Linked DNA regions of Homo sapiens: all the other regions are linked to region 1. A link is an interaction called in ENCODE POLR2A ChIA-PET data of the cell type or tissue named here. Cell type or tissue: GM12878. All regions are shown on one strand. Region 1 overlaps MEF2C-AS1 (MEF2C antisense RNA 1). Region 2 overlaps ADGRV1 (adhesion G protein-coupled receptor V1). Region 3 overlaps MEF2C (myocyte enhancer factor 2C).

Region 1 (4,000 bases):
TGTCTTTAATGACCCTGAGAGTGACATCAGCAAGAGGATGAGATGAGAGACCAGCACTCATCTCCTCACAGAAATATCAGTTTGAACAGCTTCCATACACACATGGAAATAACTTCACAAGAGCTAAGAAATTCAGGTGAGAGATTACAGCACCTGACAGGAGCACATAAATAAGAAAAAGATGCTTTGAAGAAGGCAGAAAGGACAGTTTCACATTACCCTCATTATCCCTCCCCCTAGCTCAGTAAGTATGGTATAGAAAGAGATACCCTGTGCTTGGCGGAAGTACAAACTGATCACCTGATATTGCTGTGAACCCCAGCACCAGACTGGTCCCTGCAACTCCAGGCTATAGGCCACTCCCTACAGACACAGTCCCCAGGCCTGACCCAGCACAGGCTATAGGCTGGCCCAAGGCCGGATAGGCCTCATGAAGCCAGAACCCATACCTGCTCCCACAGACTCAGGCTCCAGGCCACACACCATGGACCCAGGCTCCAGGCATGCACTGGTGCCAGACCTGCCCTTGTACACCCAGGTTTTAGGCCCATGACAGCACCAGAACAACCCTATGGCTTCAGGTTCCAGGCATACCCTAGCACTAGGCTAGCTCTTAAGGACCCAAGCTCCAGGCCAGCCACCATGGCCCCAGGCTTCAGGCTTGCTGCAGTCATTCTACATCAGCCCAAGTAGACCCAGGACCCATGCCTGCCCCCACAAACTCAGACTCCTAACAACCTCAGCATCAGGCCTGAGCAGACCCAGGCTCCAGGCCCACCCCCATATTTCTGGGCTACAGGTCCACCAGCATGGACCCAGACTTCAGGCCCATTCCGTGTTCCCAGGCAATAAGCCACGTACATCTGTGGGCCACAGATCAAAGCTCCAGGCCCACCCCAGTGCCAGGATGGCACCTGTGTAGCCCCAGGCTCCAGGCCAGCCCGCATGAAACCAAGACCCAGGCCCTCCCCTACAGACTCGGGATCCAGGTCAGTTCAGCATCAAGCTAGCACCTACAGAACCAGTTCTTAGTCCTACCCTATGGCCCAGGCACCAGATCTGCCCCTGTGGACTCAGACTCCAGGCCCACCCCAGTGTGAGGATGGCCCACTGGGACCCAGGTTTCAGGCCTACAGCAGTGCAAGGATAGCTTTGATAGCTCCAGATTCTAAAGGAGTCCCTAAAGACCCAGGACCCAGGCTTGCCCCTATGAGCTCAGTCTCCAGGACTGCCTCAGTGGGTGCCAACACCAAACTGGCACACATGGCCCCGGCTCCAGGCTCAGCCATATATAACTAGATACGATGCCTGCATATATGCACCAAGGCTCCAGGCCTGGCCTCACCCTCATCACCATGCCCGCCCTAGTGGACTCCAGCAGGAGGCCCGCACCTGCAGACTCAGGCTGTATTTCAGCCAAGCTCTAGACCCACACCACTGGACCCAGATGCTAGGCCTATCCCCAAAGATCAAGGCCCTGGGATAGTCTTTGCAGACCTGGGAGCCAGACCCTCCAGCCCACTGACCCAGGCACCAGGAAGCCTCCCTCCCTTGCACCAAGGACTTCAGAAGCAAGCATGCATGTACCCCATTGGCTGTCCTACCTAGTATCTCTAGAAGGGTGAAATGATGACGGACTTTCCCTGCCAAAGCCGGTCTGTAAACACTAGAAGAGGTGCCTACTTCTTCAAGTGTGCAGATCCCAATGCAAAGCCAGAAGGATCACAAGTACTCAGAAAAACATGACACCCATTAAAGGAACAAAATAAAGCATATGTATAGTCCCTAAAGAAAGAAGAGACCTACAAACTGTGGAATAAATAATTCAAAACAATCATCTTTAAGAAGTTCAGTTAGGCTGGGTATAATAGTTCACAGTTGTAATCTCAGCACTTTGAAAGTCCAAGGCAGGAGAATCACTTGAGCCCAAGAGTTCAAGTCCAGCCTGGGCAACATAGAAAGATCCCATTTCTTAAAAAAAAAAAAAAAGAAAAAGAAAATTAATTAGCTAGGTATGGTGATGCTTGCCTGTATTCCATATAGTGCCTATAGCTACTCAGGAAGCTGAGGTGAAAGGATCGCTTGATCCCAGAAGTTTGAGGCTACAGTGAACCATGATTGAGCCACTGCACTCCAGCTTGGATGACAAAGCAAGACCTTAACTTAAAAAAAAAAAAAAAGCTACAAGAGAATACAGAAAGACAATTAAGTAAAATCAGAAGAAAACCAATACATCAATACATGAACTAATGAGTTCAACAAAGAAACCACAAAAAGAAACTAAACAGAAATACTGGAGCTAAAGAACACAATGACTGAGTCAAAACTTTCCACAGACTTCTTCAACAGTAGACCCAATCAAGCAGAAAAAAGAATCAGCAACCTTGAAGATAAGTCATTTGAAATTACCAAATGAATAATAATAACTAATTTTAAAAGAAGTAAAAAACAACCTACAAGTTTTATGGAACACCATAAAACAAACCATTTTATGCATTATGGCCACATCAGAAGGAGAAGAGAAAGAGAGAGGAGAAGAAAGCTTATTTATAGAAATAATGACAGAAAATTTCTCAAATCTGAAAGGAAAGATTGTCATCCAGATCCATAAAACCTAAAGAATCCCAAATACATTAAACCTGAAGAGATCCTCACTGAGACATATTATAATAAAATTCTCAAAAGTCTCAGATCTAAGGGAGAATTTTGAAAATAGCAACAGAAAAGTAATCACATTCAAAAGAACCCTTATAAGAATATGAGCAGATGTCTCAGCAGAAACTTTACAGGCTAGTTTTGAGTGGGATGATATATTCAAAGTACTGAAAGAAAAAAGGGCCAAGAAAGAATACTCTACATGGCAAAACTGTGCTTCAGAAATGAGAGATAGACTTTCCCAGTCAAACAAAAGCTGTGGAATTTTATTACCACTAGACCTCCCTTACAGGAAATGCTAAAGGGTATTCTTTAAGAATGAAACCATTGCTAACTAGCAGCATGAAAACGTATGAAAGTTTGAAACTCGCTGTAAAGATAAGACTATAGTCAGAGTCTGTACCCTAATACTGTAATGATGGCATGTAAATCACTTTTAACTGTAGTATAAAAGTTAAATGAAAAAAGTATTAAAAATATAGCTATAATAATGTGTTAATGTGTTTACAGTAGAAAAAGATGTAAATTGTGACATCAATAAAATAAAAAATGAGATGAGAAGAAATAAAAGTGTAGATATTTTGGATATGGTTGAAGTCAATATCAGCTAAAAATAGACTGTTATAATTCTAAAATATTAAAATGTTTTATGTAAGGTTTATGGTAACCACAAAGAAAAACCTATATAAGATATACAAAAGATAAACAGAAAGGAATCAAAGTATATCATTACAAAGAAATCATCAGTCACAAAGAAAATCAGTAAGAAAAGAAGAAAGAAATTTTTTAAAACTACAAAACAGTGAAAAAACAATGAACAAAATGGGAATAATAAGTCTTTACCTATCAATAACTACTATACATGTAAATGGAGTAGATTATCCAATCAAAAGACATAGAGGGGCTGAATGAGTACAAAACGAAAAACCAACTACATGCTACCTAAGAGACTCACTTTAAGAACACACATAGGCTAAAAGTGAAGGGATGGAAAAAGATATTCCGTGTAAATGATAATCAAAAGAGCAGGGGTGGGAATACTTATATCAGACAAAATTGAATTTAAGTCAAAATCCATCAAAAAACACAGAAAAGTCACCAATAATTATAAGGGAGTCAATTTATCAAGAGTATAATTGCATATATATGACATGAGTATATATATATATGTGTGTGTGTGTGTGTGTGTGTATATGACAATTATATATGCACCCAACAACAAAGCACTTCAATTTATAAAGTAAATATTAACATAACTAAAAGGAAATGTAGACAGCAATATGATGATAGCAGGGGACTTCAATATTCTGTTTTCAACAATAGATAGACCATCCAGACAAAAAAA
Region 2 (4,000 bases), 1.4 Mb before region 1:
ACGAGGTTTCACCATGTTGGCCAGGATGGTCTCAATCTCTTGACCTCATGATCCGCCTGCCTCGGCCTCCCAGAGTGTTGGGGTTACATAAAGTCTTTTAACTCATGTAACTGAACTTCTGATTTCTATCTTCTTTCTAGAATATTTAAGCTTGACATTTTCCATGAGCTCATGTACTCCCGTTTGCATGAGTCATCAAAAAACAGATCACAAAAGCCATTCGAGCTGTTTATATTTGGACTACATATGCCCACCATGGAAACAGGAAGAACAGTGTAGAGAAGCTTTAATTCCAGAGCTCTGTGGAGCTCTAGAAGATTATGGGTTTCAATTGTGCTTTCTCTCTCCCACATTTGCAAAGCACAAAATGAAAATCTCACTAATCTAAATCCTTTGAGGCCAATTTAGAAGCAATAAAATAAGTCAAAGTTTGCTCATATAGGTTATAAATCTGAGTATGTGACAGTGTCTCTGTCAAGTAGTAAGATAACTCTTGTCTTTTAGGTCCTTTAAAAAATAAGGATCACATGTTTAACTAAGATTTCTTAAACCACCATTAGATGGCACCCGTCTGTCTAAAAAAAAAATCAACAGCAACAATTTCACATATTATGAAGCGGTCTTAAGGATCTAAGGATAGATTTTTGACCCCTGTAACTCTTCTCAAACAAACGTAATTTTGTAATCCTACATAGATCTTAAAAAGTCATGAAAAGCAGTTTTCTTGAAATTAAGATCTCACTGAAAACAACTTTAATTAGCTCTAGTCAAACAAAATTTTTTTTTTCTCCTGAAATTCAGTAGTATTATCTAATTTTTAAAAATTGTTTCTTTGGATACTTTCTGTGAGTTTCTTTCTCTTCATTGAAGACAGTCTGTTTTTATTGAAGAATCTAGGTGCTTATGCTTTCTAAATGAATTATTTGCACTCACTGCCAGTAAGAAAGAAAGCAAAAGAGGGAATTTAATGTTACAAACCCAGATGCCTAGAGATATGTGTTTTTTAGTCCAAACTGTGATTACAAAACAATACTAAAAGATCATTTTTGCCAAGATTTAAAATTTGTAGATTTCACATTTTAAAAAAATGGATGTCTAGATTATTTTGAAAAATTACCAGAATTGGCAAATCTGGGTCCACATTTCTCCATGGCATCCCTTGCCTGGAGCTAAGCAGTAGCTGCCAGTTAGACAGAGAATTTGCTCTCCTATACCCTCCTAATGTCTCCTCAGACTAGGGTCAAAGAGGAAAGTAAGAAATTTCTTATCTCCATGTCATTCAGAGGCGGAAAACCAGTTCACAAGGTGGTGAGCGTGCATGTGTGTGTACGTGCCTGCACACACGTGTGTGCAGGCACGTACACACACATGCACGCTCACCACCTTGTGGAATGCCTCCATGCAGTGTCCCAGGACTTTGATTTCATAGGACAATGGGAAGAATTCCTGGCAGTACCTCCATGGGCATCCTAACACAGATGCCATGAAACCTTTAGCTGGACACTGCAAGTGCCTCCTGGGGTGTTGGGCCCCAAGTCACCTCCAAAGCAGGAGGCAAGCATTGATTCCACTCAGCTTTGGGCTCCAATCTAGTCTCTGCCATCTTCCCAGCTGTAGAAGTTTAGACAAGTCACTTCCCTTCACATGGCCTTGAGTTTCCTCAATTGCTAAAGGGAAGCAAAATGAAAAGCTACAGCACTGAGGTAGTCATGAGGCCCAGGGGAGGGAATCCATCTCTGTGCACCATGAAGTGCCAGTTTCTAGGCTGTAGACCTTCAATCTCCACATGGTCAAGAGACCAAAGGAAACAGCATTGGGCATCCTGGACTGTCTTATATGAGCACCACCCATACATCCACAAGCTCCTGCCTACCCTCCACAGTAGCAACATTAGAGTGAAGGAATGTTTGAAGTAGATGGAAACATTGAGAACTTAGGAAAGTTTAAAAGAACAATGAAAACTCATCATGGACTTCAAGGTCAGAAGAGAAATGAATTACAACACTGTATGTGAAAGAACAAAATGTTGGGGCTTCTGATGTTCTGGATGACCCCCAAAATTTGAACCACAGTATCCGCCACCTCTACACACTGCAACTGGCATGGGAAGCACAGGTAGAGGTCTGGGAACTTGGCAGATGCCTACCCTCCCAGCTACATGTATGATCTCAGAGAAGGAGAACAGTACTTTTCATGGTTAGAAAAAAAAGTTTGTATTTCATCTGTAATAATTTGTGGTTCCTCCAGGTTTAGAAAATAAAAAGGAAAAAGAAATGATAGAAACCAAAAGTTAGATCAAGAGGCCCTGAAAGTGTTTTGAAATGGAAACCACTGCCACACCACTTTGCATGTGCCCAGTCTTTCTTCAGGCTTAAACACCACAAATCTTTTAACCACCCAGCTTCTGCTGAGCCACCACCATGTCTATTAATCATTTCTAAAACACAACAGAAATACAAAGCATAATACAATTTGACTAATTAAAGTCAACACTTTATTCCAGTTTTCTTCGTTTTTAGCTAATTTTCTTTTTCTGTTCCAGGATCACATCCAGGACACCACATTACATTGGGTTGTCATGTTTCCTTGGGCTCCTTTTGGCTGTGACATTTCCTCAGAGTTTTCTTATTTTTGATGACTTTGGCGCTTTTGAGGAATGTGGTCAGGTATTCTGTAGCATGTCCCTCAGCTGGGATTTGTCTGATAACTTTCTCATGATTAGACTGGGGTTATGGGTTTTGGGGAAGACCAAAAAGGCAAAAAGACTTTCTCATCACTTATACAAAAGGTACATACTATCAACATGACTTATCACTATTGGTGTCGAGCTTGGTTACCTGGCCGAGGTGGTATTTGTCAGGGTGCTCCACTGCAAAGTTACTCTTGCCCTCTTTTCCATACCAACTACTTTGGAAGGAAGTCATTATGTATAGCACCCCTCTCCCCTTTCGAAAATTTCTTACTGTTTTCCGTTAAATCAAACAAACTTACTTCCTTCCATCTATCTACCGACATATTAAAAACTGTACCAGGCATCGAAACATTGTCAGGATGTTGTATTGTAAATCTGCAGAATTTGGGAATGGAATCTAATTGGATGATGAATAGGATACACATACGGGAGTCTAAAAGAATTAATGGAATACAGGATCATTACAGCATACATTTATGGAGATGTGTTGCCAAAAGGCTAATTAACAATTTCAGATTTTCCTCTTCAAATATTCTCTGAAATCATGTGTCTACGTTCATTATTTCTTCTGTTAATAAGGCTCTTGATCATAATGTTCCAGGCTGTAGTGATGCCTGTATACCCTTATTGTCCAAGCCTCCAGCAATCCCCAAATGACTGCTGGTTTTTACTATATTTCCTTGGCTTCCTCAAGCAATTATAGCCTCCAGCAGTATCACTTGCAAACCACTTTCTAGCCATTAAAGCTATAAACTGTTACCCAGAATTTAGACTAATTGGCCAGTTGGATAATTCCAATCTTCACACTGAAAAAAATGCAGCAGAGCCTAGCATCTATGCCCTTAGAGTACTCTGATACTTACCAGCAGGGCAACTATGAGCAGGCTGTTAATGTTTGAGTCTATTGTTAACGTCTGAGTCTACTTCCTCTTCTGTAAAATGAAGTTATAAGACTACTGACTTTATTTGGTTATTTTGATCTGGGATTAAGTCCAATGTTTTTCTGTTTTCTAATTCATCAATTTCATTTTTAATCTTTATCAATTCTCTATCCTGATTGGTTTAGTACGGTATTCTTTTAAGATTCATAAATTGAAAACCAAGTTACTTTTTATTATTTAAAAGATACGGTTTTGCTTCATGTATAGTTTTGGCTGCATCTCAGGTTTGGTAAGTGGAGTTCCTAGTGGTATGATATTCTAAAAAGTCTGTTATATTATGAAATTCTAAAAAGCCTATTGCCACAGATATGAGTTCCTATTTAACACAAGGCTTATTTACAAGAATTCGTTTTCCCTTGCTGCTTTT
Region 3 (4,000 bases), 420 kb after region 1:
GTAGATGAGATACAGAGAAACAAAGGTATTTATTTTATGACTGCATCTACAGATTGGATTTAGAATGAAAATTAGCCCTTTAACAAACCAGGCAGACTTGAGCAGCCCATATAAAAAATGTGAAGCCTGCTGTGTTAGTCTTCTCTTTTCAAAAGGCAAAACATTCCTAGGCCTTAAAATGGGCCACAGTAAAATCTCTTATATCCTGATCAAGTTAACAATTTTCGGTCATCCTTCTTCCTTTTCCTCATGCAGACAAATGCATCAGAATTCAGCTGTCACAAATTTTAAAACTCAAACTTTTATGAGTTTGTTAATAAACACTCGTTTCATTAATGTGCATTCGATTATTTAATTTAGATCTAACTGTGATTTATTATTTTCCCTCCAATGCATAAGATTTGGAGTTTTATTTTGGGATTTGGGATGTTGACTTAGGGTGAGGGGTTGGTAGAGTTCTAAATTCCACACTCTAAGCCCCTTATTTTAATCCTTTTATCATGTTCAGAATTTTAGGAACTACTGCTTGAAAATCCTTTGGAAATACTACTGTATTTCAGCGAAACGGAGGCTCAATTTGCTTGAGGCTAACGAGGACAATAGTCCCCTTTGCGGCAGAACACACTGCTGTCTCATCCTCGCAAGTTATGCTGGAGGGTTACAAGCACGTGGTAGCAGTCTGCTTAAAAGAGTCCCTCGCTGCTCTTTAAAGAGCCTTTCATTTACGATGGCAGGCCCCGTCATTGTATAAAGGAACGCTTGTCTAGAACACAAGTCTGCAGAGGCACTGCTTCCTCCCACCGAGAGTAATCATCGGGCCTAAAGCTCGCGAGCCTTTCTAATGACAGACTGAATTAAACAAAATAAAACTGAAGAAGAATACTTTAGAACATTTGTGCCATTACTTACTGTCAGGAACAAGGGAGGTGGAGAAAGAGCATTTAGGAGGGCATTTCCCTTTTTCCCAATTAAAGATTGTCGTTGCAGACTCTTGACTCCAGCCCTAACCCTTTAAACACATAGGAAGACCTGTGGCTCCTGGATTACAGAGTGTATTGTATCTGTGAACTGTCCATCTGTCACTCATTAGTCATTCTGTTTCCTCAACTGGGAGGAAACTGAGAGATTATCTAGGTGGGGGGATGAGGTGGAGTAGCCGACCTGAAATATTTTCACATAATGAGGGTTATATTTATCATGACTCTTATTTGGAGGGAAAAAAAATGATCAAACCTCAAACCTTTGAAAATAGAATTAGCTGGGTATACGAATCCCAAACACATCCTAAAACAAAGAAACTACTATTTATGAGTTAAAGAATGGTGAAAATAAAAAAATAAAAAATTATCCATTCATTGAGCACTGTAAGGTTCAATTAAGATTAGGCTAAAAATATTGTGTTTGGTGGAAAGAAGTATTTGGGACCCATAGATCAGATTTTTGTTGCTTCCCTTAGTGATATGTCTGAGGCAATTTGCAGTTGGGCCTCAATTATTATTATAGATGTGAGTAGCTGCTGTTTCTAAAGGTCCTTTTCTTTCAGAACTCTTTCCTGCAAGGTGCAAGAACAGTTACCACAGTTAAAATGGCAGGAAAGTTCTTCTGAGGTGACTTTATGAATGGGGCTGGGCCTGGGAGGGTGAGGGAGGGGGCAGGCGTGTGGAGTGGAGAAAGATTATGAAATGCCCTTTCCATTTCACAGTAGTCAAACTAATTTCCCTACCCTGTAGGAAATGATACAGGACTCCTTCTCTGTTTTTAGAACTTGTTATTTACATTGCCTGTGTAAATCAGAGGGCCACCTTTTTTTATTCTAGCTGTAAGCAGACCTGTATTTACTACCAACCAAAATTCTTCCCATTTTCTGAAATTAAAATAAACATCCATAAATATAGAACTAGTTTGTGCCCACTAGTGCATGCATGTGGTTCTCAGTGGCTGTAGTGGGAATGGCCGGAGCGTCTGAGGGCAGAGTTGGCTGCAGAGTCTATACAAAAGTAGCTTTGATTTACTGTCAGAACCTAGAAACCAACTGGCTCTCAATTTAGTGTTCTTAGTATTATTTTTTGACTTTAACCTAGAAAGCAGTCCTTACGTTAATTAAAATGTTATGCATTACTGTGCTTGCACTTATCAGAATTTCTGATGGTTCTTAATGTAACATTACAAATGACAGTGCCTGCATACTGCTCAATAAACAGTTGACTGGGTCCATATTGAGCTGAACTTCAGCCCCTAAAATCCATAGTTATCTAAAAGAGGGAAGGAACACTAACTAACAGAAAGAAAGATGCACTTTGTGTGAAGAGGGTTGGTTTTCTAGTCCATCCAGGAACAAGTCTGGGGACCTTGGATAAGGCTATTCATGTCTTTGTTTACGGTATTCATCTGAAAAATAGGGATGATAAACTGTGCTAAAGAATAAGTTCAAAGAGATACTGTCGAATGTAGGGAGATAATTAATTATAAAATCGTTGAACTTCTTAGAAAAAATTATCAAATAAGCAACACTGTTATCTAAAAAATAATATAAGAAATCTGATATGCTTCACTTGCACCAACCAACCCACACACAAAATTTGACCAAGTCCAGTTTTTTCTCCTGATTAATTTTACCAAATGTAAGTTTCTACTGTAAGTTAAAATGACAAAAAAATAAAATAAAACAAGTATGTGAAATTTCCCTCTCTCAGTAGCAAACTTCTTGTTAACATAGTCTGAGCATCCATAGAAATTTATTTTCAGCTATTCATTTTGGATTACAAAAAACACTATAATTCCTCTGTCCATATATCTATTCATTCTATCAACATTTATTTATTTAGCCAAGTATTATTATTGGTTGTCAGGTTACAAGAATGAGCAAAAGATGGCCCAGGTACTCGAGAAAAACTAGGATATAGCTGAGAGAGACACTCTAATCTAGACCTAAGTAAATAATGGTAACACAAGCTGACAGGTCCTAGGAGACCAGTCTTTTACAGTATGTTTCAAGGAGCGACTAAGCCTGGTGCATCAGAGAAGATACTACTTGCTTTGTAAAGTGTTTCACAGTTAACAAGTTATTTACACTGGTATTATATCCCTTACTTGACCTCTCACAAAACTCTATATGATGCCTGTTATTATCTCCACTTTCCAGGTGAGGAAACTGGGGTTCCGGTAAGTTAAGCAATTTTACGCAAGGGCACACAGCTCATAAAAGGCAGAGCTGGGACTTGGTTTTCAATTTTTATGTTTTTCTTTCTACATTGTACTGCCCCAGTCATGATGCATGTATCCTGTTTCTTTAAAATGTCTTTAATAATGTGAATTTGCTGTTTTATCAATCTGGATAATTATTTTTCTGTGCATTTTCAGTACATCATTTAATGTTGTCTACTCAAATTCTTTACAGTCTTTTGTGTCTCGTCTAGCTACAAAAAAAGTTATTTTATTTCTTGAAATATGGAAATTAGAGGCGATAATGTATGGGTGGGATTGAGTAACTAAAACATAGGAGATTCTGTAGGGTGCATGCTTGGTGAACCATATTGCCATTTGCTCTTAACTCAAAGCCCTATGATACTTAGGCATAGATTAAGAACATCTAAAAATTAGAATAAATATTTTAAAGGTCTCTAGTCCAACTTCCTGCTTAATTCAGGAGCCCCTTCTACACCTTCCTTGATATGCAGCTCTATGTGAACATATTCAGAAATGAGCTGCTTCCTGCTTGGTGGGAAGTTCTCATCACTAGATTTTCCCTTGTTTTGAATCTCTTTCTAATTTTCAACAATGCTTACTAATTTTGCCTCTTCGCATGGACATATGCTTCAGACCTTAGAAAATGTTTAGCATTTCACTTTTAATTCTATTTTTTTCTGAGTTATACATTCCAGATTCTTTCAATGGTTCCTCATGCCAGATTGTTCTCAGACCCTACATCAGTCTGTTTACCATCCTGTAGATGCTCTAATTTTGTCAGTGCTTTCTTAAAATGTCACCCTCAGAACTGAAT

What was found. ChIA-PET counts read pairs that join two places held together with the same protein. Peaks named below come from ENCODE experiments on the same cell type or tissue, not always from the same donor. Only the 100,000 strongest peaks of a DNase experiment are listed, where the experiment ranks them.
Region 2: POLR2A ChIA-PET joins it to region 1 with 7 read pairs; 1 of 35 experiments calls an interaction of 5 or more read pairs at or near these places.
Region 3: POLR2A ChIA-PET joins it to region 1 with 5 read pairs; 2 of 35 experiments call an interaction of 5 or more read pairs at or near these places.

The regions. Positions count from the first base shown.
Region 1 is chr5:89,226,834-89,230,833 of GRCh38, reverse strand. All of the region lies in intron 7 of MEF2C-AS1 (MEF2C antisense RNA 1), which reads right to left. Among named protein-coding and RNA genes, the nearest start is that of MEF2C-AS1, 350 kb to the right of the region's middle. In GM12878, no CTCF peak of the experiment used is centred here; no DNase peak of the experiment used is centred here; H3K27ac peaks cover 2,699 bases.
Region 2 is chr5:90,601,246-90,605,245 of GRCh38, reverse strand. The region is part of intron 1 of ADGRV1 (adhesion G protein-coupled receptor V1); the gene reads right to left. Among named protein-coding and RNA genes, the nearest start is that of ADGRV1, 44 kb to the right of the region's middle. RefSeq lists a silencer at 1-109. In GM12878, a CTCF peak has its summit at 555 (motif pointing right); DNase peaks (open chromatin) are centred at 549 and 2,318.
Region 3 is chr5:88,811,098-88,815,097 of GRCh38, reverse strand. All of the region lies in intron 2 of MEF2C (myocyte enhancer factor 2C), which reads left to right. Among named protein-coding and RNA genes, the nearest start is that of MEF2C, 70 kb to the left of the region's middle. In GM12878, no CTCF peak of the experiment used is centred here; no DNase peak of the experiment used is centred here; H3K4me3 peaks cover 733 bases; H3K27ac peaks cover 398 bases.